Linked DNA regions of Homo sapiens: regions 1 and 2 are each linked to region 3. Evidence: chromatin loops called from intact Hi-C (ENCODE). Cell type or tissue: endothelial cell of umbilical vein. All regions are shown on one strand. Links, peaks and the distances in the headings refer to the core of each region. The heading gives the core; the rest is flanking DNA.

Region 1 (7,086 bases), core at 2,197-4,696, 180 kb before region 3:
GTCAAGAAGAAGATGGATTGGTGTAAAAGGATGGGTCTGGTTTGCAGAGCTTGAACACAGTCTCACCCAGACTCCAGGCTGTCTTTCACTGAATGCTTCTGACTTCATAGATTTCCTTCCCATCCCAGCTGAAATACTGAGGGGTCTCCAGGAGGAGACTAGATTTATGAATACACGAGGTATGAGGTCTAGGAACATACTTCAGCTCACACATGAGATCTAGGTGAGGATTGATTACCTAGTAGTCATTTCATGGGTTGTTGGGAGGATTCTATGAGGCAACCACAGGCAGCATTTAGCACATACTACACATTCAATAAGCATCAAACTCTTAGTTACTCATTCAGGGATAGCACTGAGCAAAGCATTGAGCAAAGGGGTCCCATAGAGGTGAGGGAAGCCTGAAAAACTAAGATGCTGCCTGCCCAGTGCACACAAGTGTAGGTATCATTTTCTGCATTTAACCGTCAATAGGCAAAGGGGGGAAGGGACATATTCATTTGGAAATAAGCTGCCTTGAGCCTTAAAACCCACAAAAGTACAATTTACCAGCCTCCGTATTTCAGACTGAATGGGGGTGGGGGGGGCGCCTTAGGTACTTATTCCAGATGCCTTCTCCAGACAAACCAGAAGCAACAGAAAAAATCGTCTCTCCCTCCCTTTGAAATGAATATACCCCTTAGTGTTTGGGTATATTCATTTCAAAGGGAGAGAGAGAGGTTTTTTTCTGTTCTGTCTCATATGATTGTGCACATACTTGAGACTGTTTTGAATTTGGGGGATGGCTAAAACCATCATAGTACAGGTAAGGTGAGGGAATAGTAAGTGGTGAGAACTACTCAGGGAATGAAGGTGTCAGAATAATAAGAGGTGCTACTGACTTTCTCAGCCTCTGAATATGAACGGTGAGCATTGTGGCTGTCAGCAGGAAGCAACGAAGGGAAATGTCTTTCCTTTTGCTCTTAAGTTGTGGAGAGTGCAACAGTAGCATAGGACCCTACCCTCTGGGCCAAGTCAAAGACATTCTGACATCTTAGTATTTGCATATTCTTATGTATGTGAAAGTTACAAATTGCTTGAAAGAAAATATGCATCTAATAAAAAACACCTTCTAAAATAATTCATTATATTCTTGCTCTTTCAGTCAAGTGTACATTTAGAGAATAGCACATAAAACTGCCAGAGCATTTTATAAGCAGCTGTTTTCTTCCTTAGTGTGTGTGCATGTGTGTGTGATGTATACAAAGAGAGAGATAATTGTATTTTTGTATTTTCTTTTAAATAATTTTTAAAATTGACCCTTTTCCTGAGACAAATTGCCAGAATAGTTTGTATTTAGAGATGGTACCTCTAAGAGTAAGGTTGCTGGTTGCTGAGCAATTGACTTGAAAACTTTTAAAATTCAAATTTTAATTCCACTACTCAAAAGAATTGCCATGTTTTAAAAAAGAGAATTGGTGCCATAAGTTAGTTGTCTATGTTTGAAAATGAAGAAGATATGCAACGTCATGGCCTGGTCACTTACCCGCAGCCCTGAGTTGTAGGCACATCATATGTGAGAATGAGGATGCTTTTCTTTCATTTAAAATCCCTCCCCAAAACTTGGCTCTAATTGCAGTCATGACAATCATGTACATTTGGATTTATGTGCACGAGTCTCTTACCCTGAGAGAGGACAGGTGCTACAGGTGGAGGGGACCCGTCTGGGTCACGTTCACATTTTGAACATGCTGGTTTTCAGTCACTGCACACTCATCTCCCAGCACAGGTCATGGGCAGCAGATGCAAAAGCTGCCCGTGGTCCTATTTGGAGGTGCATGAAATGAGCAGAAGACAGAACAGCTTGATCTGACTAGAAGGGCAGCTTGTCCCTACCAAGACTTGAAGGATTGCCTTTCATCTGTTAGGGTAAAAGGTAGAATGAACCAAGGAAGGGCAGGAGGGGGCTGGGGTTAGGGTAGAAGGAAGGGGCCATGGAGAAGGGAGATCCATCCCATAGGAGGAAGGCAGTGCGGCAGGGAGGTTTGAAGGTATCAGCTTTTGTGGCTGACATACATGCAGTCATGTCAATTGCTCGTTTTTCCTTTTCCATCTTATTAAATGTCTTCCAACGTTAGCACGAAGAAAAGCTATTTGCAGTGTTGCCAGCCTTTCCAGAGCCCGTCCCCATTACCTCCCCAGGCCCATGCCTTTACTCCTTGGAGTTTCAACTCACGACCTTCAGGATCTGACTTTATTCACCAACTCTGGGGTGAACGTACCTTCTGTCTCCACCCAGAGGTCTCTATCAAAGAGGAGATTGCATGCCATGGATAAAGTCAAAGTAGAGGTGACTGTCCTTAGGAAGAGTAATGTGAAAATTCATAAACTGGGATTCTGTTTACATTTTGTACTCCAGGGGTTCTTAGTTTAAATCGCTCTGAATAAATTAAGATGCAATGGCATTTCAACTGTTATGATTAAATTTACAAATCATTTATTTTCTATCACGGGGAGAGATAGAGCTCCAAATGCAAACATAACTGCTCAAGTGTTAACACTTATAATGAAAACATAAGAATTACCACCAACTACCCTGGGGGCTAGAAGCAGAAATGTGAACCAGAAAACAAATCATGAACTTTCCTTTTTTTTTTTGAGATGGAGTCTCGCTCTGTTGCCCAGGCTGGAGTGCAATGGTGCGATCTCGGCTCACTGCAACCACTGCCTCCCGGGTTCAAGCAATTCTCCTGCCTCAGCCTCCTGAGTAGCTGGGACTACAGGCATGCACCACCACGCCTGGGTAATTTTTTGTATTTTTAGTAGAGACAGGGTTTCACCGTATTAGCCAGGATGCTCTCGATCTCCTGACCTCGTGATCTGCCCGCCTCGGCCTCCCACCGAAGTGCTGGGATTACAGGCATGAGCCACTGTGCCCGGCCAACAAATCATGAACTTTCTAACTGCAGTTCCTTGTAGCTTGTTAACACATCCACTTACTTATTGTCAGAGTACGTGGAGATTTTCCACAACCCTCGGGGATAAGGCTGAACAGAAGAGGCAAAAACGTGAAAACATTTCGATAGCTCCTATACTTTGAAATAAAATTCACTGTAAAAGTTGCTTGTATTTTTCCAAAACAGAGTCAACCCTTAATATTTAAGATTCTGTATACAAATACATATTTTTATATAATTAATATATATTGTCATATGACATATATCTTTATATTAATATGCATGCATATAATATATATTTCCTTCCTAATTTTCTATAAGCAATTTTACAAGACTGACTTCTATTTGCCTCCTTATTGTTACTACGTGGTTTGATAATCCGTTTTGTGTCATTGTGATTCTGTCATGTTTTGGGGACTTATTTTTGTTTCTCTGGGTGGTCACTAGTTTTTTTAAAGCATTCATGGAAGAGTGTGAATCTTTTACAAGCTAGGAAGCCATGGCAAGCCTTGGGTCATACTGCCCCCGCGAGGCCACATTGGCAAACCAGCAAGGGTGTTCAACTTCCAGACTTGGCCATGGAGAAGACACACGAGGAGGCTTTTCACATTCAGCTCTTTAATGTTTGTCTCTGCCGGCACCATCCCAGTTGTGAAAAAGAGGTATTTCCACAGCGGCTCAGGGTAGGTAGTGCACAGCTCACATTCATCATTTCTGAAAACCGAGAGGAGTCTCCATTCGGGGTACAGGTTGATGCCTGTCGTGGAATGAAGGTTCCAACACCCAGACCAATCTCTGCAGTGTGCTGCTCTCATGAGCTTGCAACAAGATCAGAAAATGTTTTGTGACTAAGCATTTTTCATATTGCATAAAATGCTTCAAGCTCCTCCCTTGTTTCTCTCTATAATCCTGTATATCTGATGATTGTGGGTACCAAGTGTTTGAAATAATCAAATGTGATTTGATGTTGGTAAATTTCTTTTTTTTTTTTTTTTTACTTCTATTTTTTTTATTATACTTTAAGTTTTAGGGTACATGTGCACATTGTGCAGGTTAGTTACATATGTATACATGTGCCATGCTGGTGCGCTGCACCCACTAACTCGTCATCTAGCATTAGGTATATCTCCCAATGCTATCCCTCCCCCCTCCCCCCACCCCACCACAGTCCCCAAAGTGTGATATTCCCCTTCCTATGTCCATGTGATCTCATTGTTCAATTCCCACCTATGAGTGAGAATATGCGGTGTTTGGTTTTTTGTTCTTGCGATAGTTTACTGAGAATGATGGTTTCCAATTTCATCCATGTCCCTACAAAGGACATGAACATAGCAAAGACTTGGAACCAACCCAAATGTCCAACAATGATAGACTGGATTAAGAAAATGTGGCACATATACACCATGGTAAATTTCTTTATCATTCGCACTCTCCTTTCTCTATTATTGTTATTGTAACTGAACCGCAGATTAGTCACTCATTGCTTGCAGAATCCAATTAACAAGAGCGAGGTCAGATATAAAGAAAATGATTTATTCCAAACCTCCTTCAGGGAAGAGGTGCAGCCTCCTGCCTCTAAATGCACTGCTTCGCCAGGCGTGGTGGCTCACACCTGTAATCCCAGCACTTTGGGAGACCGAGGAGGGCAGATCACTTAAGGTCAGGAGTTCAAGACCGGCCTGGCCAATATAGTGAAACCCCTGCCTCTACTAAAAATACAAAAAATTAGCCAGACGTGGTGGCGGGTGCTTGTAATCCCAGCTACTCGGGAGGCTGAGGCAGGAGAATCGCTTGAACCTGGGAGGTGGAAGTTGCAGTGAGCTGACATCTAGCCACTGCACTCCAGCCTGGGTGACAGAGTGAGACTCTGTCTCAAAATAAATAAATAAATAAATAAATAAATAAATAAATAAATAGTAAATGCACTGCTTTGCTTTTGGAGCAGAAAGCAGGCACTTTGAAAAGGCAGGGGAGGAAGTGAGCAAGGGCAGGGGGTCTGCACACTGGCATGGTGCCTGATCTATCCAGGCAGTTGAATTGGCACTTTCATAGGCAGAAATAAGTTGAAAAAGTGGCCTAAAACTCTCTAGGTGGGAGTGGATAGTGGGCATGCCTTCAACCTGCCTTTCTGGAGGGTGAGTTCCATGGCAACCCCCTGAAGGGTGAGAGTTCCATGGAGATCATGCTTTGGTCTGTAAATCAGCTGTTAACTCTCTAGAAAGTTCTGTCTTGGAGCATATAGTTAGATGAACTTGCCCTGTAAAGAATGTCTGGTGAAGGGGAAGTAAAAGGTGAGATTTGCATTTCTAAAGGGCTAAGTAGAAAGTGGGGTACAAGAGGAAAGGAGAAAAGAGAAAATAATTTAAAAAATAATTGTAACTTATTCCCTTTTACTTAGAAAAAAGGGAATACTCAGTTACATTATCACCTCGTTTACATCAAACCCTCTTATGGAATCCTATGGTTTGAAAACAAAAAGGTTGTTGAGGACCAGTGAGCCCAACCCCTTTGCTTTATAAATGAAGAGCATTGCCTGCCCTAAGCCCCAGAGACTCTGATGTCGTGGGTCTGGAGTGGGCTCCAACAGCGGCATGTTTTGATGGTGCTTCCCAGTGGCACGCCAGCGATGAGCCTTTGAGTAGGGAAAGTAGGAGCACTCGTGACTCCCTTCACGATCAGCACCTGTGTGCTAATAAATTCACAAAAGCCAACATATTGGAGTCACTCAGGGAGTTTTACAAATAGTGAGGTTAAATCCAACCTCAAATAGTTCTGATTCGATCTGCCTGCATTGCTGCCCTGTGGTTCCCCACTGTAGAAGCTCCCCAGGTGATTCTAAGTGTAGCCAAGTCTGAGAAATACTGCCTAAAGCCTGTTGGACTGACAGCAAGGGCTGTTGTCTGAGCAAGACTTTGCCTGGCCTGGGGTGGCATGTGCACCAGGAAGAGTCTCAACTTTCATAACAGAACATTCCCCAAGCTGGTTTTTTTAAAGCATGTGAATCTAGACTTCATTGGCAATACCAAAGATCTGTATTTGAGGCTCCAAGTATTTCACTTTCATTTTTGGTTTTGGGTTATGTTTTCACCCTTCCTTTCCAAGTGAAAAGTAAACAGAAGTGGGATGTCTGGCGCCCATGCTGAGCTTGGCAACTTCAAATTCAATAGAGAAGAAGTCTCTTGTATAGAAAAGGGCCTGTCTGAGATGTTTCTCAAATAAATATAGATTTTGCTTATGTGGCTAAAGGATTCTTCTCCCCCCATTTCCTTATCCCTGCAGTGAGCCATCCTTCTTAACTCTTTCCATGAAAGCATTATTCCTGAAGAACTGGGAACTCATGCCAGCCCTGATCAGGCAATGATAATTCTGCAGAGAATTAGAATTTAGATTTAAATTGTCAACTCTTATACATCCTGGCATATGGTTTAAACACATGTACACACACACAAACACCTCCTACTATTTACTGAAGAGCAGATATCTGATAACTTAATCTTTTTGGTTTTGAGTCAAGACAATTCCTCCTTTTGAAACTGCATACCGCTGAATATAATAAAATGTAATTAAGATTAAAAATAAGAAACTAATGGGAGAATTTCAATATTGTCTATGTTCACTTTAAAATTCCTCTACTTAGGTTTACTGCCATTACCAAAGACTATTCAAAAATCCTTTTTAGGAGAATCCTAATGGTTTCCTGACATATAATCAAATAAGGACTCTGTTGATTGGCTAACTCAATCTTCCTGTGCCAAAAAGCAGAGCCCAGCAGAGAAGAGGGCAGGGACTTGAAAGTCAGACTGACTCGAGTTCCAGCCTTGGGGCTGTGGGAGCTTGGGCAAGTGACTTAACGTCTCTGGCTCTCAGGATCTAAAAGGATTTCCAGTAGTAATTTGGGGTGTTACTGATACAGGAGCTAAAAAGAAATTATTTAGGTGGTTAGTGAGGGTCAGAGAGTCCTCGGTAAGATTTGCCTTTTAACAAAAAGCAGCCCCAAAATCATTTGTTTGCTAACAAAGAGAAGCCTGTAAAATTGAGCTGCAGACATAGATAAGCAAGCTGGAAGCTTGCACGGGTGAATGCCGGCAGCTGTGCCAATAGGAAAAGGCTATCTGGGGGCCAGGCATGTTCAACATGGATTCTCCATCTT
Region 2 (7,086 bases), core at 1,796-4,295, 280 kb before region 3:
AAAGAGGAGCTTGTACCATTCCTTCTGGAACTATTCCCATCAATAGAAAAAGAGGGAATTCTCCCTAACTCATTTTATGAGGCCCGCATCATTCTGATACCAAAACCTGGCAGAGACACAACAAAAAAAGAAAATTTCAGGCAATATCTCCGACGAATATCAATGCAAAAATCCTCAATAAAATACTGGCAAACCAAATCCAGCAGCACATCAAAAAGCTTATCCATCATGATCAAGTCGGCTTCATCCCTGGGATGCAAGGCTGGTTCAACATACACAAATCAATAAACGTAATCCATGACATAAACAGAACCAATGACAAAAATCACATGATTATCTCAATAGATGCAGAAAAGGCCTTCAATAAAATTCAACACCCCTTCATGCTAAAAACTCTCAATAAACTGGGTATTGATGGAATGTCTCAAAATAATAAGAGCTATTTATGGCAAACCCACAGCCAATATCATACTGAACAGGCAAAAGCTGGAAGCATTCCCTTTGAAAACTGGCACAAGACAAGGATGCCCTCTCTCACCACTCCTATTCAACATAGTATTGGAAGTTCTGGCCAGGACAATCAGGCAAGAGAAAGAAATAAAGGGTATTCAATTCGGAAATGAGGAAGTCAAATTGTCTCTGTTTGCAGATGACATAATTGTCTATTTAGAAAACCCCATCATCTCAGCCCAAAATCTCCTTAAGCTGATAAGCAATCTCAGCAAAGTCTTAGGATACAAAATCAATGTGCAAAAATCACAAGCGTTCTTATACACCAATAATAGACAAACAGAGAGCCAAATCATAAGTGAACTCCCATTCACAATTGCTGCAAAGAGAATAAAATAACTAGGAATACAATTTACAAGGGATGTGAAGGATCTCTTCAAAGAGAACTACAAACCACTGTTCAAGGAAATGAGAGAGGACAAAAACAAATGGAAAAACATTCCATGCTCATGGATAGGAAGAATCAATATTGTGAAAACGGCCATATTGCCCAAAGTAATTTATAGATTCAATGCTATCTCCACCAAGCTACCACTGACTTTCTTCACAGAGTTAGAAAAACCTACTTTAAATTTCATATGGAACCACAAAAGAGCCTCTAAAGCCAAGACAATCCTAAGCAAAAAGAACAAAGCTGGAAGCAACACGCCACCTGCATTCAAACTACACTACAAGTCTACAGTAACCAAAACAGCATGGTACTGGTACCAAAACAGATATATAGACCAATGGAACAGAATAGAGGCCTCAGAAGTAACGCCACACATCTATAACCATCTGATCTTTGACAAACCTGACAAAAACAAACAATGGGGAAAGGATTCCCTATTTAATAAATGGTGTTGGGAAAACTGGCTAGCCGTATGCAGAAAACTAAAACTGGACCCCTTCCTTACACCTTATACAAAAATTAACTCAAGATAGATTAAAGACATAAATATAAGAGCTAAAACCATAAAATCCCTGGAAGAAAACCTAGGCAATACCATTCAGGACATAGGCATGGGCAAAGACTTCATGACTAAAACACCAAAAGCAATGGCAACAAAAGCCAAAATAGACAAATCGGATCTAATTAAACTAAAGAGCTTCTGCACAGCAAAAGAAACTATCATTAGAGTGAACAGACAACCTACAGAATGGGAGAAAAATTTCACAATCTATCCACCTGAGAAAGGGCTAATATCCAGAATCTACAAGGAACTTTAATAATTTACAAGAAAAAAACAACCCCATCAAAAAGTAGGAGAAGGATATGAACAGACACTTCTCAAAAGAAGAAATTTATGCTGCCAACAAACATATGAAGAAAAGCTCATCATCACTGGTCATTAGAGAAATGCAAATCAAAACCACAATAAGACACCATCTCATGCCAGTTAGAATGGTGATCATTAAAAAGTCAGGAAACAACACAGGCTGGAGAGGATGTGGAGAAATAGGAATGCTTTTATGCTGTTGGTAGGAGTGTAAATTAGTTCAACCATTGTGGAAGACAGTGTGGCGATTCCTCAAGGATCTAGAACCAGAAATACCATTTAACCCAGCAATCCCATTACTGGGTATATACCCAAAAGATTATGAATCATTCTACTATAAAGATATATGCACACGTATGTTTATTGCAACACTGTTCACAATAGCAAAGACTTGGAATCAACCCAAATGCCCATCAATGATAGACTGGATAAAGAAAATGTGGCACATATACACCATGGAATGCTACGCAGTCATAAAAACGGATGAGTTCATGTCCTTTGCAGGGACATGGATGAAGCTGGAAACCATCATTCTCAGCAAACTAACACAAGAACAGAAAACCAAACACTGCATGTTCTCACTGATAAATGGGAGTTGAACAATGAGAACACATGGACACAGGGAGGGGAACATCACACACTGGGGCCTGTCCGGGGTGGAGGGGCTAGGGGAGGGATAGCGTCAGGAGAAATATTTAATGTAGATTACGGGTTGATGGGTGCAGCAAACCACCATGGCACGTGTATACCTATGTAACAAACCTGCACGTTCTGCACATGTATCGCAGAACTTAAAGTATAATTTTAAAAAAAGGCTTTGATATTAAAGATACATAGGCCAGGCATGGTGGCTCATGCCTGTAATCCCAACACTTTGGGAGGCTGAGACCAGCCTGGGCAACATGGCAAGACCTAGGTCTCTACGAAAAATAAACAAAAATTAGCTGGGTGTGGGGGTGCATGGCTGTAGTCCCAGCTACTAAGGAGACTGAGACAAGGGGATCACTTGAGACTAGGAGTGCAGTGAGCTGAGATCCCACCACTGCACTCCATCCTGGGTGATAGAGCAAAACCCTGTCTCAAAAAAAAAAGATACATATAGATATAGATTTAGATATGGACATAAATAAGGATATGGATATGGGCTTGAATAAGAAAATACCTAATGATGTCTTTAAAATCCTGTATACTTGAATTTTGCCTACTTCAAGGTTAACCTCTCCTAGCTAAGCAAGAACTAGTCCACTGGGCGCTGCCCAATGCCCACGAGAAGAGCCGCCCCTTGAAGTCAAGACTTTCTTTCACTGAGGAAGGCCTCTCAATTTTTTTCAGACAGGACAACCTTCTCCCTGGCTCAGTTCCAGGTCCTGGTCAGATGAGCCCCACCTCAGATGAGTCCTTCACTTGCTGGCATCAGCGTCCCAGACAGTTGCAGTGGGGGAACCTGAACACCAGGGGGTGTTGGCCGGTGGCAGAGAGGAGCTAGCTCTGCACAGTTCTTCAGTCAGTAGAGGGTGTGCCCGAGGGCTAGGAGGGAGGTGAGGTTTGATAATACAACAAGAAACTCAGGAATGCCTAAATCTGATATTGTCCAACTGTGTTGCAAAACGTGGGGGATGCCATCTGTATCCCCAGGAATTGTGCAAGGCCGTGACTGCAGGAAGAAAGCAACAGAAGATAGGAAACAGGGTACACCTTGTTATCTGGGCGAATTCCTAGCTCCTTTGGATGGAGGGCTTTGGTAAAGCTGTGTGTGGCTCAAGATCTACATATTCCCCTACATCCCATTAAACCAAAATTCAAATTATATTCCAGAAGACCATGGCCAATCCCACAGCAATGGGCATGCTAAAAACACGTGTGAATATAAGAGGACAAAGAAAAGCAAGAGAGCAGCACCTGCCCCTGTGAGCCACAGCCTGGTTCAACCCACCACTGCCTGGAAGGGAAAGCAGTAGACTTGCTAGTGCTTGTGTGGGACCTTTTAACACTCAGAGACCCCAACCGCTCGTAAATGTGGCCCAGTCCATGTTCTGAAATCTGACGATCAGAACAGCAACTCCTCTGACCTGGGACAAGTGAGGATGGATGGAGAGGCCGACATCTTCCTCATCCTATGTTGTTCAATCCAGATGCTGTTCAAACCCCAATTGATCTCATGTATGGCACACCTTCTCCCACCCTTTTCCCCTTCAGACCTTGGGCTGGTAATAAATCCCTGCTGTTACTCATCTCATGGGATGGTATTCTCACTTTATGCTGCTAGTCCCTTTGTAAATAGCCCCTTTATTAAAGTGTCCTCAAATTGCCCTGTTTGAGTGTCAGTTGTTTGCTGCTGGGACTCTGAGTGACACAAGGTGACCACATACAGCACAGGAAAAGAAACTGGTCATTAAAAAATTTGTGGTAAATGTCAAGTGAGTGTTCAGGGAAGACTTCTTATAGGAGGAGAGGCCAGACTGGGTCTTAAAAGACAGGAAGTGACACCCCTGAGGAGAGTCGTGGGAGGGGGATAAGCAAAGGCAGAGTTGGGAACGAACAAAGAATGTTTAGAAGAGAGAAATTGGGCAGGTGGGAGAGAGTTCTGGAAGCAAGGGCACTTTGATGCCAGAACTAAGAAACTTAAATGCCAAGACTTTGAAACCTATCAGCAGCAGGGAGTGATGCTGCTATAGACACAGGCTGGGGAGTTTGCCTGGCTCGCAATGATCCCCACAGTGGCCACCCCCAGGTTCCTCCCACAGCCTCTTCATTTATTTGATCCAAGGGGGAATTGATGGTAGCCTGACCTAAGCTAGGCCAATTGGATTTGAAAACTCAAATGAAGACATACAGAGATGGTTGAGACTGATTGATTCTATGTCTAAAGAAAGGCTACATGGGGCTGGGCACAGTGGCACATGACTGTAATCCCAGCACTTTGGGATGCCAAGGCAGGCAGATCACCTGAGGTCAGGAGTTTGAGACCAGCCTGACCAACATGGATAAACCCCATCTCTACTACTGGTGTGGTGGTGCATGCCTGTAATCACAGCTACTCAGGAGGCTGAGGCAGGAGAATCGCTTGAACCTGGGAGGCGGAGGTTGCGGTAAGCCAAGATCTCACCATTGCACTCCAGCCTGGGCAACAAGAGCGAAACTCTGTCTCAAAAAAAAAAGAAAAAAGAAAGGCTACCTGGGCTGGATGTGGTGGCTCACATCTGTAATTGCAGCACTTTGGGAGGCTGAGGCGGGTGGATCACCTGAGGTCAGCAGTTGAGACCAGCCTGACCAACATGGTGAAACTCTGTCTGTACTAAAAAATACAAAAATTAGCCTGGCATGGTGGTGGGTACCTGTAATCCTAGCTACTCGGAAGGCTGAGGCAGGAAAATTGCTTGAACCCAGGAGGCGGAGGTTGCAGTGAGCCAAGATGGTGCCATTGCACTCCAGCCTGGGGACTGAGCAAGTCTCCGTCTCAAAAAAAAAAAAGGAAAGGCTACATGGACTTTTAGGGCTGAGGCTTCTGTCCTCTCTGAGTGGCCCTTGTCCTCTCTGAGGGCTAAAGGTCCTTCTTTCTTCCATTCTGTGAGCCATCCAAACCCTGTCCATACAGTCATTCTTGGCTGAAGCTGGGGTTGTTTATAAATCAAAAAGGTTAACTGATATGGAAATGTGTGCTAGAAAGCAGGTTGCAGACATCAGCCTTCCAGGGAGATGATGAGTGTTTGAATTAGTTAGCAGGAAGTAAGACTCCCTTCCAACTCCAAGATGGGAAAATGGCACCCATGTGATAGAATGGCTAAACAACTAGTCAAGTTATCACCTCAGACCATGTGCCTATTGAGAATGAAGCCTGGTGGGATGAGGGTGGGGGTTGGCAGGAAGGTGCTGCTATCCACCAATCTAAAGAGGATGAAGAAGGCCAGAACTAGAGGGTAGGATGGCTGCTTCTGAAGGCACTGAGAAACTTAAAGCAAGACCATTCAAATGCTGAAACTTTCATTCTCAAGTTAGAGTGAAACTTAAAGCCTTTCTGTGACCACGTTGAAAAAAAAAAGTCTCTTATTACTTGCAGCTGCCAGGTTAAGACTGGTGGAAATTAATTCAGAGCATGAAGTGTCTTAATTATAGTAGGAGTTGTATTTGCAAATTTGCTAAAAAGCCTGTATGAATGTTAAGGCATTGGTAAGATAGACTGAGGATCAGTGGGAATGGGGATATCTGGGAGGATGCACAGGACCTGGGAAACCCTGTTCCTCCATCCCCTCTGGCACACTGTCATTTCTACTTTTCCTTCTAAGGAAGCTGTTTTCCCTTAGCATGAGAAAGGTAACAGTTCGCTCTTCATTGTTGCTCACCTAATAAACAGGATTTGAATTCAACCTGGCCCAGAGGGTAAAATGCAGAATCAAGGTATGGGAAAAAATTCCGTAAAGAATTATAGAAAGTGGTCAATGAACATTATTGAAAAACTGAGTTTGGCTTTTAAGAGTGCTTAATAAAAAATTGCAGAATAGAAATTTGGATTGGGCTGAATTAATTGACATGTACACTCATTGAAAATATTGCACTCAATGGTTAAGGTCCTAAGAGTTGTTGATTGGTCTAATACAAACCTGGACCAAATGCTGGTCCATCCTCAATGAGTGTAAAAGGCCAGAGATCCCTAGGAATCATCTAGAGGAAGACAGGAACGTTATACTTCTATCAAGCATAATGTCAGTCTACCACTGACACTCTTTTTCTTGTCATAAAGACAAGATCGGAGAGGGAAGCTCATTAGGAATGATAGTGGGAGGGGCTGTAATTGAAATGCAATCTTTGACCTCAGTCAGATAGGGAGTATGTTAAGTGTGGACTTTTTACCTGCAAGAAACAACATAGATGTGGCCATTATAAAAGCCAACAGGAAAAGGATGGTGATAACACCTCTGGGAGTGATCTGACATCCGGAAGCCTCTGACTATGTTTATTCATTATGGAGATCCCAAGAATTAAGTCAAGAAAATGTCAGGTCTGGCAAAAAAACAGATCTGTCTTGAGTTGTAGTGAGAAAATGTGGCCTCTCGCCAAATTCTCAGAAGTGAGTCACTTCATAAAATGAGGGCCTTTTAAGTGAGAAGAAAACCACACCTCAAAAAAAGAGCTCTACAATATGTCATACATGATACTCTAACACCTAGGCTTTCCCAAATGAACCTGTAACCAATTTTCCTGGAATAATATGCACTGGGAAAAAGAAGCACCCACAGCCTTTGGTATTATTGATTGCCAATTTTAAGTTACAGTAATTCCAAAAGACCCAGGAAATCACTCTAGTCAGCCTCAGAGTAGG
Region 3 (7,086 bases), core at 3,272-5,771:
AATTTATTCCCTTCTTTCCTTTGATTTCTGATGTCTGAGACTGCCTTTGTTTGTTGTTGTTGTTGTTGTTTCATTGGTTGTTGTTGTTGTTTTTTTGTTGTTTTTTTTCCTGAGACAGGGTCTCACTCTGTTGCCCAGGCTAGAATGCAGTGACACCATCATGGTTCACTGCAGCCTCAACCTCCCAGGCTCAAGCATTCCTCCTACCTCCACCTCCCAAGTAGCTGGGACTACAGACATGCGCCACTATGCCCAGATAATTTTTGTATTTTTTGTAGAGATGGTGGTCCCACTATGTTGCCCAGACTGGTCTCAAACTCCTGGGCTCAAGCAATCCACCCACCTAGGCCTCCCAAAGTGCTGGGATTATCGGCATGAGACAGTCTGCCCAGCCTGAGACTGCCTTTGCCTCCTTTAGAATTGTTTTACCTAAAGGAGGCCAGGTGCAGTGGCTCATGCCTGTAATCCCAGTACTTTGGGAGGCAGAGGTGGGCAGATCATGAGGTCAGGAATTCCAGACCACCCTGGCCAATATGGTGAAACCCCATCTCTACTAAAAATTACAAAAATTAGCCGGGCATGGTGGTGCACACCTGTAGTCCCAGCTACTCGGGAGGCTGAGGCAGAATTGCTTGAACCTGGGAGGCGGAGGTTGCAGTGAGCCGAGATCGTACCAGCGCACTCCAGTCTGGGAGACAGAGCAAGACTCTGTCTTAAAAAAAAAAAAAAAAGAAGAAGAAGAATTGTTTTACCTAAAGGAGATTTTTGACAAAAGTTAAAATGATGCACAAGTTTTTGTGTGTACATTTGTTGTCTTATCCTTGGTAAATATAAAGGAGAATTGTTAGATTATATGATAACTCTATAGTTAACCTTTCTGTGAACTGTCAGACTGTTTTCCAAAGCAGCTACATCATTTTACATTCCCACCAGCAGTGTATGAAGATTCCTGTCTCTCCACATCCTCACCAACACTTGTTATTAACTGTCTTTTTTATTATAGCCATCCTAGTAGGTGTGAAGAGGTATCTTGTTGTTTTGATTTGCATTTTCCTGATGACTAATGATGTTGAGCATATTTTCATATGCTTGTTAGGCATTTATAGATCTTCTTTGGAGAAATGTCTATTCAGATCCTTTCCCCTTTTTTAATTGGGTTAATTGGTCTTTTTATTTATCGTTAAGTTGCAATAGTACTTTATATATTCTAGATACAGGTCCTTTACCAGGTATATAATTTGCAAAAAATTTCTTCCATTTTGTGAGTTGCTTTTCACTTTCTTGATTCCATCATTTTATATTATCCTAACTATATGCTTATAGTTGATGTGAGATTTTGTAGACAGACTATTGCTGGATCATTTATTTAACCAATTCTGACTATCTCTATCTTTTAATTGATGTATGTATGCCATTTATATTTAATACACTTACTTGTATATTTGGATTTAAATCTGTAATTTTATTACTTTTTTTCTATTTGATCCCTCTTTTGTTTTCCTATTTTACACTTTCCTGCCTTCTTTTCTCTGAACATTTTTTAGAATTCCATTTTAGTTTCTCTATTATATATTTTACTATGTCTCTTTGGGTAGTTTTTTTCTCTTGTTTTATGGTTGCCCTAAGAATTATTATACATACTTACTTTTTCATAGTCCACTTAGAAACAGTATGTTACCACTTCAAGTGAGATGTAAAAATCTTACCACCATATAGGTCCTCCTACATTCCCACCTTTATGTTGCAGTTGTCTTATGTATTATGTCAATCAATGTTATATTTTTGGCTTCCAATCATCAAATTTAAAGAACTCCTGAGGAGAAAACTGGTCCATTATATTTATCTTGATATTTATATGTTCCTGTTCCTTCCTTCCTGCTGTTCAAGTTTACATCTGTTATCATTTCCCTTCTATCTAAAAACTTGCCTTAACAATTATTTTAGAGAAAATATACTGACATATTCTGGTTTCCTTCAACTGAGGATGTCTTTTTCTTACCTCCATTCATAAATACTATTTTTGCTGGATATAGAATTTGAAAGCAATCTTTTCTTTTTTATTAATCAGCACCCTTAGAATGTTGTGCCACTTTCTTTTGGCATCCATAGTTTCTGATTAGAAATCTGAAATAATTTGAATCACACTTTCCTATAGGAGATGCATCATTTTTCTCTTGCTACTTTCTTTTTTTTTTTTCTTTCCCCCTTCCAAAGACAAGATCTCACTCTGTCACCCAGGCTGGAGTGCAGTGATGCCATCACAACTCACTGCAGCCTCAACCTCCTAGGCTCAAACAATCCTCCCATCTCAGCCTCTCAAGTAGCTGGAAACACAGGGATGCACCACCATATCTGGCTAATTTTTTTAAAAAAATATTTTTGCAGCGATAAGGTCTCACTATGTTGCCCAGGCTGGTCTCAAACTCCTGGGCACAAGTGATTCTCCCACCTCAACCTCCCAAAATGCTGGGATGACAGGCATGAGCCACCGCACCTGGAAAAATTTTTTCGTCTTTGGGTTTCTTCAGGTTAATTATTATATCTGGGCATGGATTTTGGGTGGGATTATCCTGATTTAGATTTGTTTAGCTTTTTTAATCACTTGGTTTATATCTTTTGACAAATTTGGGGATTTTTCAGTCATTATTTCTTTTTTTTTTTTTTTTTTTTGAGACAGAGTCTCGCTCTGTCGCCCAAGCTGGAGTGCAGCGGCGTGATCTCCAATAACTGCAACCTCAGCCTCCCGGGTTCAAGCAATTCTCCTGCCTCAGCCTCCCGAGTAGCTGGAATTACAGGCACGTGCCACCACGCCCGGCTAATTTTTGTATTTTTAGTAGAGACAGGGTTTCACCATGTTGATCAGGTTGGTCTCGAATTTCTGACCTTGTGATTCACCCGCCTCAGCCTCCCAAAGTGCTAGGATTACAGGCGTGAGCCATCGCGCCCAGCCCCAGCCATTAGTTCTTGAACATTTTTTCTGCATTACACTCTTCCTCCTCTCCTTCTGGAATTCTGATGACACAAATATTAGACTTTTCAGTATTGTTCCATAGATTCTTGAGGGCTTGTTCATTTCAGATAAATCTTCTCTTCTATTTTTTGTTTCAGATTGGTAATGCCCAGTGTCAGGCCTCTGAGCCCAAGCCAAGCCATCGAATCCCCTGTGACTTGCACGTATATGCCAAGATGGCCTGAAGTAACTGAAGAATCACAAAAGAAGTGAAAATGCCCTGCCCCGCCTTAACTGATGACATTCCACCACAAAAGAAGTGTAAATGGCCGGTCCTTGCCTTAAGTGATGACATTACCTTGTGGAAGTCCCTTTTCCTGGCTCATCCTGGCTCAAAAACTCCCCCACTGAGCACCTTGCGACCCCCACTCCTGCCTGCCAGAGAACAAACCCCCTTTGACTGTAATTTTCCTTTACCTACCCAAATCTTATAAAACGGCCTCATCCCTATCTCCCTTCGCTGACTGTTTTCGGACTCAGCCTGCCTACACCCAGGTGATTAAAAGCTTTATTGCTCACACAAAGCCTGTTTGGTGGTCTCTTCACACAGATGCGCATGAAACCCAGTAATCTACTTCAAGTTTCCTAGCTCTTCCCTATGCCATCTCCATTACGTTTGTGAGCCTATCCAGTATTTTATTTCAATTATTGTCTTTTTATTTCTAAAATTTCCAATTAGTTCTTTATATCTTCTGTTTCTTTGTTGATATTTTTCTATCTTTCCATTCATACCCCAGGGCTGAGGGAGCACATCCAAGGAAGGGCCAACTTGGAAGGGGTTCAGCCCATCAGATAGCAGGTAAGTCCTCTGGTTTGGGCAGGCTAGTCTGGAGTTGCTGGGTAACTAATAGGAGAACCCCTCAAGTGCAGGTAGGGATGGCCAATCAGCAACTGGTGGCATGGGCATGTGATGGAAGTCCAGATGGCCTTCAGAGTGTGTGGACCACACAGGCACTTGCAGAAGGCATCGCAGGTTGGCATGTGACCCTCAGGGGCACAGGCAGCTGTGTGCAGGTAATATGCAGGCTTGTGAAGAAAGTCGAAATACAAGCACAGGCAGGAGTTCTTCAGAGCACGTGGGCTGCACAAGGGCTCTGTGTTCTGGCTCAAGAGAGCTGTAGAAAGGTGACTGCAAGGCCAAGGATGCAAAGTCGCAAAGGGACTGTTCTGAGCCCATGCTTGGGGCAGATTCCGATGGATATTCTCACATGCACACTGCTGATCCCCAGCCCACGCCAAAAAAAAGGCAGGAAGCCTCTTCCTACTACCTTGCCCCTCCAGTGCCTTCTACTGAGAAAGCACAGCACTGCGCTCACTTTAAAGGGCCAATATTTAAAGGAATGCCATTGTATAACACAGGGTATATTTATTGAGTGGCGCATTCAAAGCTGAGAAGCAGTAAGTTGATAACTGACACCGTGGGTAACCAATTTGGTTGAGTTCTGACCTCAAATTCCAACCTGCCTTCTGTGGGGTGTGATCCCCATGTCAGGTCTGTTTTCAGTCTTCGTGGTGCTATTCAGCTATGTTCCGTGTGCACCACCCAGTGGCCCGTCTACGGCGTGGCTGAAGGTCTATTCCAGTGTCCAGGTCTAACTTCTTTGGAGTGCTGGTTAGGGTCAGATCCACGCATGCGCAGCTAGGGGAGGAGCCCAGGAACAAACTTACGGAGCTGTTTCCTCCAAATTCCTCCCTCTCTGTGATCTCCCTGGTCCTTTCCTGATCGCTGGGCTCCCTTTTTCGGGCCTCTGGCCAAAAACTTGGTGTTGTAGTTACCCTGCTCTGCCGTGCACTTCCTACAACTGCACCCACAGTCGCGGCCAAGCAGCGAAGATTTAAGAAAGTAAGAAAGCGTGACGGTTTGCTCCACTCTTTTGGGCTATAGCTCCTCCAATCAGAAAAGGAAGGTTCTCTGCATGTCCCACTTTATGTGAAATCTAACAAAGTTGAACTCGTAGAAGTAGAGTGTAGAAAGAGATTGGGGCCGGGGAGGAAGGGAATGGGCAGTTACTGGTCAAAGGGTACAAAGTTTCAGATAGGTAGGAGGAATGTTTTGAAATCTATTGCATAGCAGGGCGACTATAGTCAATAATAAAGTATTGCATATTTCAAAATCACTGAAAGGGTAAATTTCAAATGTCTACCATAAAAATGATAGGTAAAAGAAGTGCATTTAATTTTTCTTTTACCACTTTTCTTACTCTGTTATCTTCAGCTCAGGAGTATCTAACCTGCAAAGATCTTAATTAAGGCTTTGGCTTTCGACTTAAAAGTCTCCATAAAGGAACGCTACGCATCATCCTGAAAATAAAGATCAAAGTCCACAGCCAGTGGTGAAGAAACATTAATAAGAGAATCAGTCAGCCTAGTTTTTTTGAGGAAATCTGTGCACAGATCCCAAGTCTACACATAAACCAAAAAGCCAAAGTAAAGTTAACTGTATTTGAGCAGTGTGGGCAGCCCAGCCAGCCACAGTAACTGAAGCTGGAAGAATTACTCCCTACACACAGGGCTCGTGTTCTCTAGATCAACCAGACACATCACAGACTCTGTTGTTGAGGTTCTTTCATTTCCTCAGGCCAGTTAGCCCTTGGCTAGTAGCCAGAGCTGTACATTAACTGCCCCTACATTTTTAAAATCATTGCTTATGAATTTCTATGTATTAACTTAGAGAAATGTAATTCTAGTTCCCATCTTAGAGGAATGGTCTCTTCTTAATGTCTTTGTGTTCTAAATATTTGATCATGTCAACAAAAAATGGCTTAATCATCTTTGATAAATTCCTGGAATTATGAAATTTAATTACCAAAGGCCCTGACATATTTTTAAGTAGTTATAAGTCATTACTACTCTCAGTATTTTGGTGGGAAAGAGCATATTCTGTCTGTCATCTAACCATGTTCACCATTTTCCCTGTGTTTTTAAAAAGCAGGAAAAGAAGTTCTCTTATACAATTAAGGGGGCGTTGAATGTGCCAGGATGTAAATCAGCATCTTGCGAAGTTTTGTTTGCAACATGTATAATGAAAACTGGAGACTAAGAACAGTAGGTGATGACCACATTTGCTAGAGATTTACATGTGATGTCCAGAGGTGCTGGGAAGCTATGACATACAAGATCCTAAGTGCCAGGTCCAGCCCAGCCCTTGGCATCCCATGTAGGACAGAGATAAGTCCAGACCTCTCTAGACAACTGGACAAATTTTACCTTAACCTAGAAGGTAGTAGTTCATGGGTGGGTTCTGAGACTGAGAAAGTAGTTCAAATGAGAGTCCATGTGTCAGTCCAGGGTAAGGAGGAGACCCTCCATCCAGGGGAGAAACCACACTGGGGAGCCCATAGGACACAGTTGTCAGGGACAGACACAGGTGCCAGTCCCTCAGCAGCTCAGGGGAGAGATCTCCTCACAAATTTACAAAGCTAATCTCTTCTTTGTAAAATAAACTCTAGTCAACACAATCTTTCAGGCAAAGACATAGAATGCAATGTCCTAAGCATTAACTTTCTTTAGGACTATAGAAATGTCATCATCATCATATGCTACCCCAACACAGAAAAGGGAAAAATTAACCTCTACGGGATCCAGTCAAGAGACCCTCAATACAAACAAAGCAATATCCTCTTATAGGAAACTTTACAACGAAGTAGATTCTACAAAGCAGCCTAAGTGTAAAGCTTCAGCCTGGACCCTCGTTGAATTTGACAGCAAAGTGTCATGGTTCCAAGACAGCATCTGATTCCGGTTCCCTGCTGTGGGTCTGGTTTTGTGTGGTTGTAGCAGAATTATGAGAACAAGCCTCCCTCAATTTGGGCTACACTGTCCACAGTCACAGAGCATCTTCCAGAGAAGAAAACACCTGCAATGATGAGACAGAAGGAGAACGGTGGCATCTCTCACTGTAAAGGAAAGAACACTGGGGCCACAAAGTGTCATCAGCCATGTTCCTCTCCAGTCCAAGGACTCCCAGACACTTAGTGTTCCAGCTCCTGAGTGAAAATGTTAACCATCAGCACACTCTCAAAGGTTAGATTAAGGAAAATAATGCCTGGAAAATCTTTTGTTTTAGTACAGGGCTG

The links. Hi-C counts contacts between places; a loop is a spot of excess contacts. Peaks named below come from ENCODE experiments on the same cell type or tissue, not always from the same donor. Only the 100,000 strongest peaks of a DNase experiment are listed, where the experiment ranks them.
Region 1: a loop joins it to region 3, with 2.3 times the contacts of the local background. A loop is called at or near these places in 10 of 110 quality-filtered maps.
Region 2: a loop joins it to region 3, with 11 times the contacts of the local background. A loop is called at or near these places in 8 of 110 quality-filtered maps.

The regions. Positions count from the first base shown.
Region 1 is chr3:46,375,087-46,382,172 of GRCh38, forward strand. The region is part of intron 2 of CCR5AS (CCR5 antisense RNA); the gene reads right to left. It overlaps CCR5 (C-C motif chemokine receptor 5), which reads left to right. Exons shown (of 2, transcript NM_001394783.1): 2 at 1-1,120. Among named protein-coding and RNA genes, the nearest start is that of CCR5, 7.7 kb to the left of the region's middle. RefSeq lists a silencer at 3,420-3,529 and an enhancer at 5,141-5,642. In endothelial cell of umbilical vein, for the core only: a CTCF peak has its summit at 3,471 (motif pointing left); a DNase peak (open chromatin) is centred at 3,455; H3K27me3 peaks cover 127 bases.
Region 2 is chr3:46,273,485-46,280,570 of GRCh38, forward strand. No RefSeq gene overlaps it. Among named protein-coding and RNA genes, the nearest start is that of CCR3, 35 kb to the left of the region's middle. In endothelial cell of umbilical vein, for the core only: a CTCF peak has its summit at 3,203 (motif pointing right); a DNase peak (open chromatin) is centred at 3,247.
Region 3 is chr3:46,553,927-46,561,012 of GRCh38, forward strand. The region is part of intron 1 of LRRC2 (leucine rich repeat containing 2); the gene reads right to left. LRRC2-AS1 (LRRC2 antisense RNA 1) reads left to right here and starts at 3,472. Exons shown (of 3, transcript NR_073385.1): 1 at 3,472-3,505; 2 at 3,748-3,809; 3 at 5,226-5,762. RefSeq lists an enhancer at 2,765-3,366. In endothelial cell of umbilical vein, for the core only: a CTCF peak has its summit at 4,561 (motif pointing left); a DNase peak (open chromatin) is centred at 4,655; H3K4me3 peaks cover 341 bases; H3K27ac peaks cover 931 bases.